Linked DNA regions of Homo sapiens: region 2 is linked to region 1. A link is a loop called in an ENCODE intact Hi-C map of the cell type or tissue named here. Cell type or tissue: endothelial cell of umbilical vein. All regions are shown on one strand. Each heading gives the region's core, and the rest is flanking DNA. Links, peaks and the distances in the headings are about the cores only.

Region 1 (5,307 bases), core at 243-5,242:
GCTGAATCCAAAGTCAGAAGGGCTCATTATTCCATATTTTTCCACCACCTTCTTCCCAAAGGCACGTGTACCTGCCTGACCTCCTCTGCCTGAGAAGGGCTCAGAACAAAGTAAAAAAAAAAAAAAAAAAAGTGGGAGTGGGCAGGGCGGAGCAGGAGACCACAATAAGAAGCAAATACGAACAGATAGTGAAAGATTGATTATCCGTGAAAGGAAGGAAAACAAAAATGACTGGAAAGTCCAGATAAGCCAAACAGCTATTTACATGACTAGTTTTAAACTTCCCCTTCAAATACAAATAAGAAAAAATAAAGATTTATCTTAATTTCATCTCCTCTCCAAGGCTGGGTACCCTTGCTTGAGGAGTCAAATAAAAACTTATTTTTGCTAAAAGACTCAAGGACAGAGAGAGAAGCTGCCATTAACCATGTTGATTACTAGGATGGCCCCAAAGACAGTCCATCTATACCTAAAGCACGGCTCAAGTGCTTGGAGAAAATCTTTGTTGCTTCTTCCACATCTGCTCTTCCTGCCTGCCAACTGAGATGCACTGTTCTCCCTCCATTCCTCTGCATTTCTACCGAATGGTCTGGAAAGCCAAATGAAACGGAAGTCTTCACTTAATGAGACATTAATTATGAAGTCCATCCAACTAAAGTGCTGTCTTCAGTGTTCACAGTAGCCTCTCCCCACCTTTTAAAAGGGCCAGAGGGTTGATGGTGGTAATGGGTCTCTGCCTCTGTGCCACCCTAGGTTGACTTCCAGGGGTAAACTTTAAGGCCTTTCATGTGAAAGAGAGTCAATGCACTAACATTTTCGGGCTAGAACGGCACTTTTCAAATTGCATAACACAGAGTACAGAGCACTACTGCATTATGCTCCATATCCTCACATCTGCTATGGTGCGGGAGGAAGCCCAGGATAGAAAGGATTCAATTCAATTAACAGAACCTTGGGAGTTCAGGCAAGCAGAATCCTACATTTAAATAAATGCCCATTTAACCCTAAAGAAACTGAGTAGAGGAGGATTAGGGAGTGCTCATCTTCCACCTTTCCTCTCCAACAATCAAGGTGTTCCTTGCTCAGGCTCTACTTACAATTCCCTGAACTGCACAGTCAGGAAGTTTGAGTGTATCTGCACAAGACTTCTCTAGCTTCATTACCAAACCTTGAGTCACCTGAATCCGAACAGGCCAACTGATGTTTTAAGTGGAACAAAATTCCCTGCCTACCTTTTCTTTTTCCATTTATTGGGCTAAAAAGGTAGTGAAAATGTGGGCGGTTAAACCCTCCATAACCATCACTAACAGAAGCAAACAAATGTTCACAGAATCCCAAAGTCCAGGAACAAATTATATTTAAGTTTTCACCCTTAAACTGAGTTTAAGATTTTGGGGGGGACATTTACTCCAAGCCAAAAAGTTATCCTAAGAAGACCCCTCACTTACAGGGGCTGGGAAGCACTATGATTATTTTCCTGTTATCCATCTAATCTCAACCCACCCCGGCAGAGGCCCCAGCCTAATGAACAACCCTCAACCAAATCTTCCTGAAAGAATTCAGAATGAGCAACTATGGAGGTCTCCTTGGTAGAATAAAGGGCCTGTCCCTCATAAAGACAACATAAAAAGAGTCAAGGACACAAGTGATTTAAAAGTGTCACTGATTGACCAGGAGTGATGACTCACTCCTGTAATCCCAGCACTTTGGGAGGCCGAGGTGGGCAGATTGCTGGAAGTCAGGAGTTCAAGACCAGCCTGGCCAACATGGTAAAACCCCATCTCTATTAAAAATGCAAAAATTAGCCAGGCATAGTGGTGCATGCCTGTAATCCCGGCTACTTTGGAGGCTGAGGCACAAGAATCACTTGAATCCAGCAGGCAGAGGTTGCAGTGAGCCTGAGATCGAACGACTGCATTCCAGCCTGGGCGACAGAGCGAGACTCTGTCTAAAAAAAAATAAATAAGTAAATAAATGAAAGTGTCACTGATGCCAACTGTCCATAAGACAGTCAAGGCAGACCATCAAGAAATGGCTGCAAGAATATTCTACATTCAAAGACATCTCAAAAGTAACTATCTATTCACATAAACAGTTTAATACAACTCAATCCAATTCTTGCCAATTCTAAACAAGAAAAGACTGGCATAAAATATAAATCTTCTCCCCAATCAAGGCCAACAATGAAATTAAAGAAAAAAAACTCTCACATGAGTACAGTCTGTATTATTTATAGAAACAACTTTCATATCCATTTCAAGTTACTTAAATTCAAAACTTGCTAATAATAGAAACAGTATGTAAGTGTCACTAAAACCGGAAACTGCTGCAAAATAACAGAATATTTCAGAGTCAAATTCAAGGATCTGTGTTGTAAAATATTTCGTCTTTGTTACTCTATCAGCATTTAATTTATAAAAAGTGAACATGTTCTACTTTGGTTAATTAACCACTAACATAAGTCAAATAATGAATGCTGCTGCCTCCTAAATTAATCAGAATAGATTAACAGAATCCTTTGAGCTTATTGTTTCAGAACAAATTTCAAAGCCACCACAGTAACTTTCTGGAAGTTAAGAAAGAGGAAATGTGCTTCTCATGTCAACAGCAGAGCAGTTTTCAGGAGTCCCATTGTTTCAGTGCAGGGAGCTCAGCTGTCCTGGACTGTCCTGAGTCAAGACAGGAAGAGCTGTCAGACTTCTGGGGCTGATCACTCAAGCATGACTGGACAAGACCAGAAGCAGCAGATGTTTAAAGGGTGATGGGAAACAACTATGCAAAGAAGGAAACACTAGTAACTTGAAGAGTTACCAAAGCCTCACTCTGTTGACATAATTTGCAATCAATAAATACGTTTTAATAAAAGTCTGCAAGTTTGTACGATGGGAGCCTCTCTCTCCCTGCTGCTGTGGCCCCTACCCAACTCCTCCCAATAACAGCAGTACTATTTTACAACCCCTAGAGCAGGTCTTAAAATGTAAGAGAGATTTTAAAACCATCATTTCTGTCCAAGAATGACTATTCTGGCATAGTGACGCAAAGAAAAGCCATTCAGATAAACAAGAAACCTATTCTCCAAGAACAAGGAATTGGATTAGACTAGTAATATCTAATAACATCTAAGCCCAATGATGCAAACAAAACAACACAACAGGAATGTGTACTATACTATGGGCCAAATGCCGCAAACAGAAACCTTCTCCTTGCTAAGACTCTTCGGTCTCTTCTTACATAAAGACTCCAGGCAATTACTGTCCCCAAAATAGCTTTCTTTCCAAAATGACCATTAACCAAATGCCCCTCTTGCGGAGTTACAGAAGAGGATAGATGTCAAGTGTTCCATCAAGTGGAACAAGAACTAAAATATGGAACCTTGAAACCACAACTGCTGATATACCAAGGATGAATCCCAATAAACCAGAAAACTCACTCAAAAGTTTAGTTTTCCATCTCCACAGCATGGGTTATCCCAGCAGTCTCAAAGGCTCACACCTGTTTCACTGGCTCAGCTTTGCCGTCAACGGGAGATGTGGAGATATGCTGCAATATCGTTCCAGTTTCAATAACATACCACGCTGGACTAATGCCTTCTGTGTGGCTTTTTTTTTCTTTTTTAAGAATATCAAAATGCTAGGGGCTTGAGAGAGATTTAAACATTTCACCTGGTACAAGTAGCATTAGGACTTTCAAAAATACCAAATTGTTCACATCACAATGTTTCACTTAACGCTACACTTTACGAGCTGGCCATCAAAATCCTCTTCTACTTCATACCTACTCTCCTCATTTATCACTTTCTGGTTTCTAAGGTACTAAAGTATTGAAAAAGAAAAACACAATGCTCAGGTTCTGGAAGGCCTCTCGGAGGATGGGGCCTGGGGACAGATGGAGGACCCCTTTATACCAAAGGCAAGAGGACTAGCAGTCCCAAGTGGAGAGGGAGGACTGCTTCAGAGTTCAACAGAGGTCCATCGTTTCTGATCTGCAAATCAGCTCAGAAATAAAAGAGACTCTTCCTGCCAAAAAAAATACAAAGCAAGAAGGGGAGCAATGAGAAATCCAACAGGGTCAAACACCTTGAAAGGGGGCAAGCTGTAGCTTGCTGCTACTGCTAGGAGGGCAGCAGTGTTGAGTTTCCTAGCCGGGTGGCTCCCACGTTCTGGACACGGCACCATGAGGAGGTCTAGGCAGAAAGTAGCTCATAGGGAAGAGGCAAGGCTCACAAAGAGAAGGATCATCAGCAGTGCACTTCAGTCAAAGTTGGTGCAATTGAATTTTGAGCAGCTGAAGGTCCAGAGACCTCCAGGAATGGAGAAGTACAAAGCAGCCAGAGGCCCAGAACAGGAAACCTGGTGCCATACTTACTGGGCAGGCCAGCCAGGTAGGGCGCCCAAGAGGGATGATGGAAAGGACAGACAGCAGAGTGGAGACTAGCAGATGATACATTCTGGGTGGCTATAAATAAGAACGCTTTAGACCATAAAGGCCAATTGTTTTATAATTTTACTAGTCTTGTTACTTTCATAAAACTATAGCAAAAACTACTAAAAATATATATATTTTTTGAGACAGAGTCTCACTCTATCGCCCAGGCTAGAGTGAGGTGGCTCGATCTTGGCTCACTGCAACCTCCACCTCCCAGGTCCAAGCAATTCTCATACCTCAGCCTCCTGAGTAGCTGAGATATTTTTACAGCTGTGTGCCACCACGCCAGGCTAATTTTTGCATTCTTAGTAGAGACAGGGTCTCATGATGTTGGTCAGGCTGGTCTCGAGTTCCGGGCCTCAAGTGATCCACCCGCCTTGACCTCCCAAAGTGCTGAGATTACAGACGTGAGCCACCGCACTCAGCCCTATTAGAAATTTTTTGTTTCTACAGCTCCATAAGTAAATTAGAGCTCTGCCAGTAGATTAAATGAAATAAATCACTACACTTGAATTCTCACAAACTGTGACATCTGTATCCTCACCCATCAACACAACCTGTATATTACCTATGCATTACTCTTCCAAACTGGGTAAACCAGAATGTGCAATCCCCATCTTATTCAATCTTCATGCTACTCTGATCTCCAATCTCCAGCACTCCGCTTACTAAATTCCAGACAAACTAATTGAGGACCTGTATCCTGATCATGATTTAAAAAAAACAACTTCATCAAAACTCAGGACAGAGAAAGTTGCTCTCAGCTCACTGTACAATTTGTTTTGTGAACTAGACCTGCAATATCTTTGAAGGAGTTACCTTAAATTATTAAAAGCAAAAGACCCATCTATATCTCAAAGTTCCAGAACAAAGCTTTTCACT
Region 2 (5,307 bases), core at 68-5,067, 400 kb before region 1:
AGCTCTGGGAACTCTCTGTGTGGATCTGAACAGCATGCAAAATCATTTTACTTTTAAGACAAAAGACATTAGCTTCCTGTAGCTTTCTTAGCCATCTCTACCTCTCTTCCTTTCCCACCCACTTTTCCCTCCCCTCCCCTTCTTCCAACCCCCATGGCACTAAATAAAATGCTTAGAAAATGAAGGCCACAGCTGCCCTTTCTTCCCATTAAAACAATCAAGAATGATGGTGGGTTTAATATATTTGATTAGAGAAACTCCAATTTGGTGCACTTGAATCAGCTGCCTTTGTCTTCAGCTCCCGATGGCCCGATTTCAGTGGAATGTCCTCTGCTGTCCACTGCCAGCTCAGGCTGGGAGAAAATTCAGACGCTGAAAGCATTGGCTTGGCATGCTCAGAAACACGGTATTTATGCTGTAGAAGATGCCAGGCCCACTTCTTCCTAATCAGAGGGAGCGCCACTTCATTAAATCGTGGTCACTTACTGGTGACCCTCATAGTTGTAGCCCTGGGGGGCCTGTGGTACTCTTTAGCAATGTTAATTTTTCATGGATTTTATTGCTTTCCTTCATTGATATTGGCTGTTGAAATTCCAGCCTGAATCCTGTTCAAACAACCCAGGAGATTCTGGTACCCAACTTGCACAGAGGAAGTTCAGAGAATAATAATCACATTTACATATGGAGTCTCTTTCATTCAAAGAACAAATAGAAAACTAATGGAAAATAAGAAAATGTGTCATCATTTCCCCACAAGGTGTTATTAAACAGGTTTGAAATATTGCCTGGGCAGCCCCAAACTTGTAGGGTACTTGAGAAGGAATTGATCTCCTTGGGGGCTGGAGGCTTGGCAAACACAGCTTATTTGCACTTAAAGTTTATAGAGATTTTTAGGAAGGGCTCTCTTGAAATATTCTAAATAAATGTATGCTCCAAGAATAAGTACAAGAATGAATTCAGGATAAGAGTTTAAATTCCTATCAAAGACATATTGAAATGCTACAGAGTTTGTAGGGGTTTATTTGAATATATTTTAATCCCTACCATGGCCAAAGTCAGAGATTGGAGTTAGATGGATGAGGTCACAAAGACTGCTAAACTCATTTTCTACACTTTTATGAAGCGAAATCCCCACGTCTCCCAGTATCCACCCCAAGTCAGCCGCCTAGCTGAGCCCCTGCCCAGTGACTTCTCCACCCAGGCTCTGTGGTAGGAAACCAAAGCCCAGGGACACAGCCAAGTTAGAAATAGCATTCAGGCTTTTGGGTCCCAGTGTCCATGCCCAGTCTGTGAGTTGGCCTGTCAACAACATGGACAAGGGACATGCTGGGTTCTGCCAGGCTCAGGAAGAGTGGCCCGGGAAGGAGGGCTTCCCGTCCTCCACAGCCCTGGCAGTGAGCATCTCGCCATCACCTCAGGGGTGGGTGGGTGGGGGCTGGATGTCACTCAGAGACCAGTGTGGTCCCCATCAGCTTTGCAGGCGCTGCAAGCCCAAGTCCTCAGAGGAGACCTGGTTACAGTCTGTCTCCACACTCAAAGGCACTCTGGTCGTGGGGCAAGAAGAATGAGCACAGCCTTCTGGGAGGGACGGTTTCCCAAGAGCAGCACCCACACACAGGGAAGGACTCTGAGAGAAGGTGCCGAGCCTGGCGGTGTGAATGAGCTCCATGCTTCTCCTTGGGAGAAACGAAAGCCTTTCTAGACACTGAGGGAGCAGAGTACAGGCAGCTAAGGCCCACACGGCCCCCCAAGGTGCATCAGATAACTTTAGTTACAAAAATACAACAAAGAGCTGGCTGCATTTTACCTCCCCTTCCACTGTAAAAGTCGAGATTTAAGATTCCTGTTGTATAAGAATTAATATGAAAAGAATTTTGTATCCTATTATGGCATTGTGTTATAATAATGGAATGCTCTCCCCGCCCAATCTGGCTTACTGTCCCCTAGATCTTGCCAATGATTATTCAGTTCCACAGTGTGTGAGTGTTGCTGTGGGGACAGCCTCCTGAGCCTGAAAGAAAGAGGCCATGAATGCTTCAAGCTGGAAAACGGCATAGTCAGCCCTCCGCCCCGGGCACCCCTATCTACGCACACTCAGACACACACACGGGGACACACACACTTCACCCAGCGGTTTTACTATCTTCCAAGCTAACCTGGACTTGCATGGGAAGTTTAATACTTGGACAACTGCAGCTGTATGAGCAGCTCATTGTCTCTGACGTGACACACAATGGGTTCCAGAAAAGGAAAACAAAATACTCTTTAAACTGTGCTGCATTCTGTTTGGAAATCGAGAGTCCAGGCAAAGGGTTTTCCTTGACAAACCAGAACAGGGGTGTTGTTGCTGCACTTTAATTTTGCTTGGTAACTGGATCTTGTTCCCCTGAGCATAAAGATTTAACAGAGTTTCTCCAGAATTTACCAATTCAGAGAGTTCTGAACAGCTAAGTAGGGGTGGGCAGGGGAAAATGTGTTTTTAACTCATCACATGTCCGCAGGATTCTTAAGGAGAAAACGGCGACCGGTTCTTTTCCATGTCCCCCGGAACAAAGCAAGGAGAAATGAACTTCAGCTGCAGCAGGTGAGATTCAAGTGAGACATGAGAAAAGTTTTCCAGCCTGAGGAATGTTGACTAGAATGTATCACTGAGTGAGGATGCTGAAACACTGCGGAAGATCCATGGGTCTGGCTAATTACCGCGTAGTAAGGGGTGGAACCCTTGGATTCTACGGAAGCTCCTGGCTGGTTAGGTGCTGATAATGGTGTGTTGTTTCATTTTGTTTCAAGATTTCTAGTTGTTAGGCTCCCATTGTCACATATTTCCCTCAAATCAACTCCCTCTGAATCACCCTATTTGGAGGGAGACACTATTCTCCATTTCCGCTCGGCCACTTCCAGCCTCACCCGCTCTTTATAATCTTCAGTGAGGAAATGCCTCTCACAGTCACTCTTCCTTCCCTACCATGGCACCGAACCACAGATTCCCAGCATTGAACAATGGCCATGGAAGATGTATCTGGTTGAGTTTGTTGTTTGTGTTTTTTTTCTTTTCCTTTTTCTTAATAGAATTCCTTCAATTACACGTATGTTTTCAGCAGCCGGGCCAATCCTCCTCCTCACAGGGGTGAGGTCAGCAAACCCAGGAAGCTCTCAGAGCCAAGAAAGCCTCAGATCCAGGAGGAAGTAGTTATGGATGCCCATAGCTGAAGTGCTCTGTGTCCACTGGAAGTAAAAGGAGCAGGTTCCTGCCGAAGAATGTACAGACGACGTGAAATCATGTGTGGCTACACTGAAGCTAAAGGCTGCCAGCCAACCATAGCCAGTTGGGGATATAAACCTCTAAAAACCAAAACTGGGGAAAAATGGCTCCCCATTTTCTGAGGTACTCTTGGAGCACAAGCTGAATGAAAACCAATCATCATTGCCCTGCCTAGCATGAAGCAGAATGAAAAGAAGGCAGATAATATTTCCTCCCCTGAACCACTCATCCATATCTGCTCTATTCAGATATTTGTGCCTAGGCAACTGCACCCACCCCTCTCAGCATTTACCCACAGATCCTCAAAACCAAGCCCTAGCACAATCGACTCCAGTGAAAATTAAAAAAGCTATCCCAAACATCTCCAAGCTTCTTTCCTCTGCAACTTCCCTCCTTCTTCTTCATCACCAGTTATACCACCAAAGTATCTACAACTGCTCAGATGCAGGCAAACTACCCTGAAAGTGCTCACATGTATTTCTTCCTTCCCTTGAGGGTGATATTCTACAGTAATTCCATTATGTTTACAAATAGAAAAGTTATTTCAATACATCTGTATATTATATATATGTATATATATACACACATAGCTTTTATATCACTGACACAGTGTTACATGCAATAAAGAGAGGAATTATTTATATCAGTACAATTTCCAAATTAGTAATTGCTCGCATTGAATTAGGTACTGTACAAATGGATTACAATGCAAATATATAAGCTATATACAAGCTTATAATTTTGAAAATATTCAAACTTGGGACATTTACGGGTATGTTTTGAGATGTGCCTATACCTGTGCATCACAACAGTGCCATAGGTCAGTTTTTCTGAGATTCAGGTGTCCATCGGATCTCCTGATGAGCCACAGGCCCTCAGAGAGGTCTACATGGTAGCTACAGGTCAACAGATGGCATGAACAAGGGCATTTCCTCCAGCCGAAGACTATGAGAACATCTATCTCTGAGAACATCAGAGTCTGCCCTCTGATACTCAGAAGAAGGTAGACATGAGCCCAGACACCTAGCTTGACTCCAGCCTCCATTAGCCGCTCCTCCAGGATGAACCATCCAATAAGACATTTAGTACATACCATTCGAATGCCCCAAATTCAGGGAAACATACAGTTAAAATAGGTCACAGGTAGACTTCTTGAATACAGAAGCACTGTCTTACTCAACTAAATATCTTCATTGCCTGGCAAAATTTCTGTTTCACAGTGGTTAATAAATCCTAGCTGCTTAATCAATGCATGAATAAATTTTGTCAAGCCTCAAATATCAGAAAGCCTTCAAGGAATTCTGGGAAGGTTAGGAGAAACAAGGTGTGGTGTGTTAGTGTTGATAGGAAAGACAACTTTGTAGGGCCATGGGTAAGTAGGATTTGGTCCACAGATTTGGAGAAAATGCAGGGAAAGAATTGGTTGTGAATTTACCTATATTGTCCAGTACCTCTATTGCCCAAATGTGCATGGTAAGGAATACTGACCCGGCTACTGCCTAGGATATGGAGACCTAAGACAGCCAAGATAGGAAGGATACACACCCACACAGAGTGCAACTTGATGGATAAGCAGCTCACAGAAGGTGACTTCCTCCAACACATTTCCTTCACAATTGTACCCAATTGGGATGGAGGAGATTCTTCTGGGTCTGAAGCAATATGCTCAGCTCTGTGCCTCTCTGTGGGAAAGGAGAGCATGGGTGTGCCCATTAAAGCATGCGTGTGTCCATGGATGCCTGCTCAGTCCCACAGAGCACCTGAGAGACAGAACTGGACCAATGATCATTATCATCATAATTAGAATTGTTACTGCCAGTAGTTGTGTTTAGTCCAGTGCCCAGCACCCTGTAATGTGTCCAATAATTGGACTGAAGGCTGAGCATAAAGAAATGCTAAATAATAGTAGTTTCATATGACAGATGAAAAAGCAAAATATAGATGGATGCAGAAAAAAGTAAAGGAAGCACTTGCTTTGATGTATAGACCTTTACCAGTGTTAAGAAATCAGTGGTGTGGCATTGGAATCTATACTTAGGGCATAT

What was found. Hi-C counts contacts between places; a loop is a spot of excess contacts. Peaks named below come from ENCODE experiments on the same cell type or tissue, not always from the same donor. Only the 100,000 strongest peaks of a DNase experiment are listed, where the experiment ranks them.
Region 2: a loop joins it to region 1, with 6 times the contacts of the local background. A loop is called at or near these places in 3 of 110 quality-filtered maps.

Annotation. Positions count from the first base shown.
Region 1 is chr13:40,587,155-40,592,461 of GRCh38, forward strand. All of the region lies in intron 1 of FOXO1 (forkhead box O1), which reads right to left. Among named protein-coding and RNA genes, the nearest start is that of FOXO1, 77 kb to the right of the region's middle. RefSeq lists enhancers at 2,555-2,614, 2,625-2,864. In endothelial cell of umbilical vein, for the core only: no CTCF peak of the experiment used is centred there; a DNase peak (open chromatin) is centred at 2,657; H3K27ac peaks cover 4,137 bases.
Region 2 is chr13:40,191,448-40,196,754 of GRCh38, forward strand. All of the region lies in intron 1 of LOC124903162, which reads right to left. LINC00548 (long intergenic non-protein coding RNA 548) reads right to left here. Exons shown (of 6, transcript NR_033877.1): 6 at 3,062-4,944. Among named protein-coding and RNA genes, the nearest start is that of LINC00332, 12 kb to the left of the region's middle. In endothelial cell of umbilical vein, for the core only: no CTCF peak of the experiment used is centred there; DNase peaks (open chromatin) are centred at 2,324 and 2,964; H3K27ac peaks cover 3,534 bases.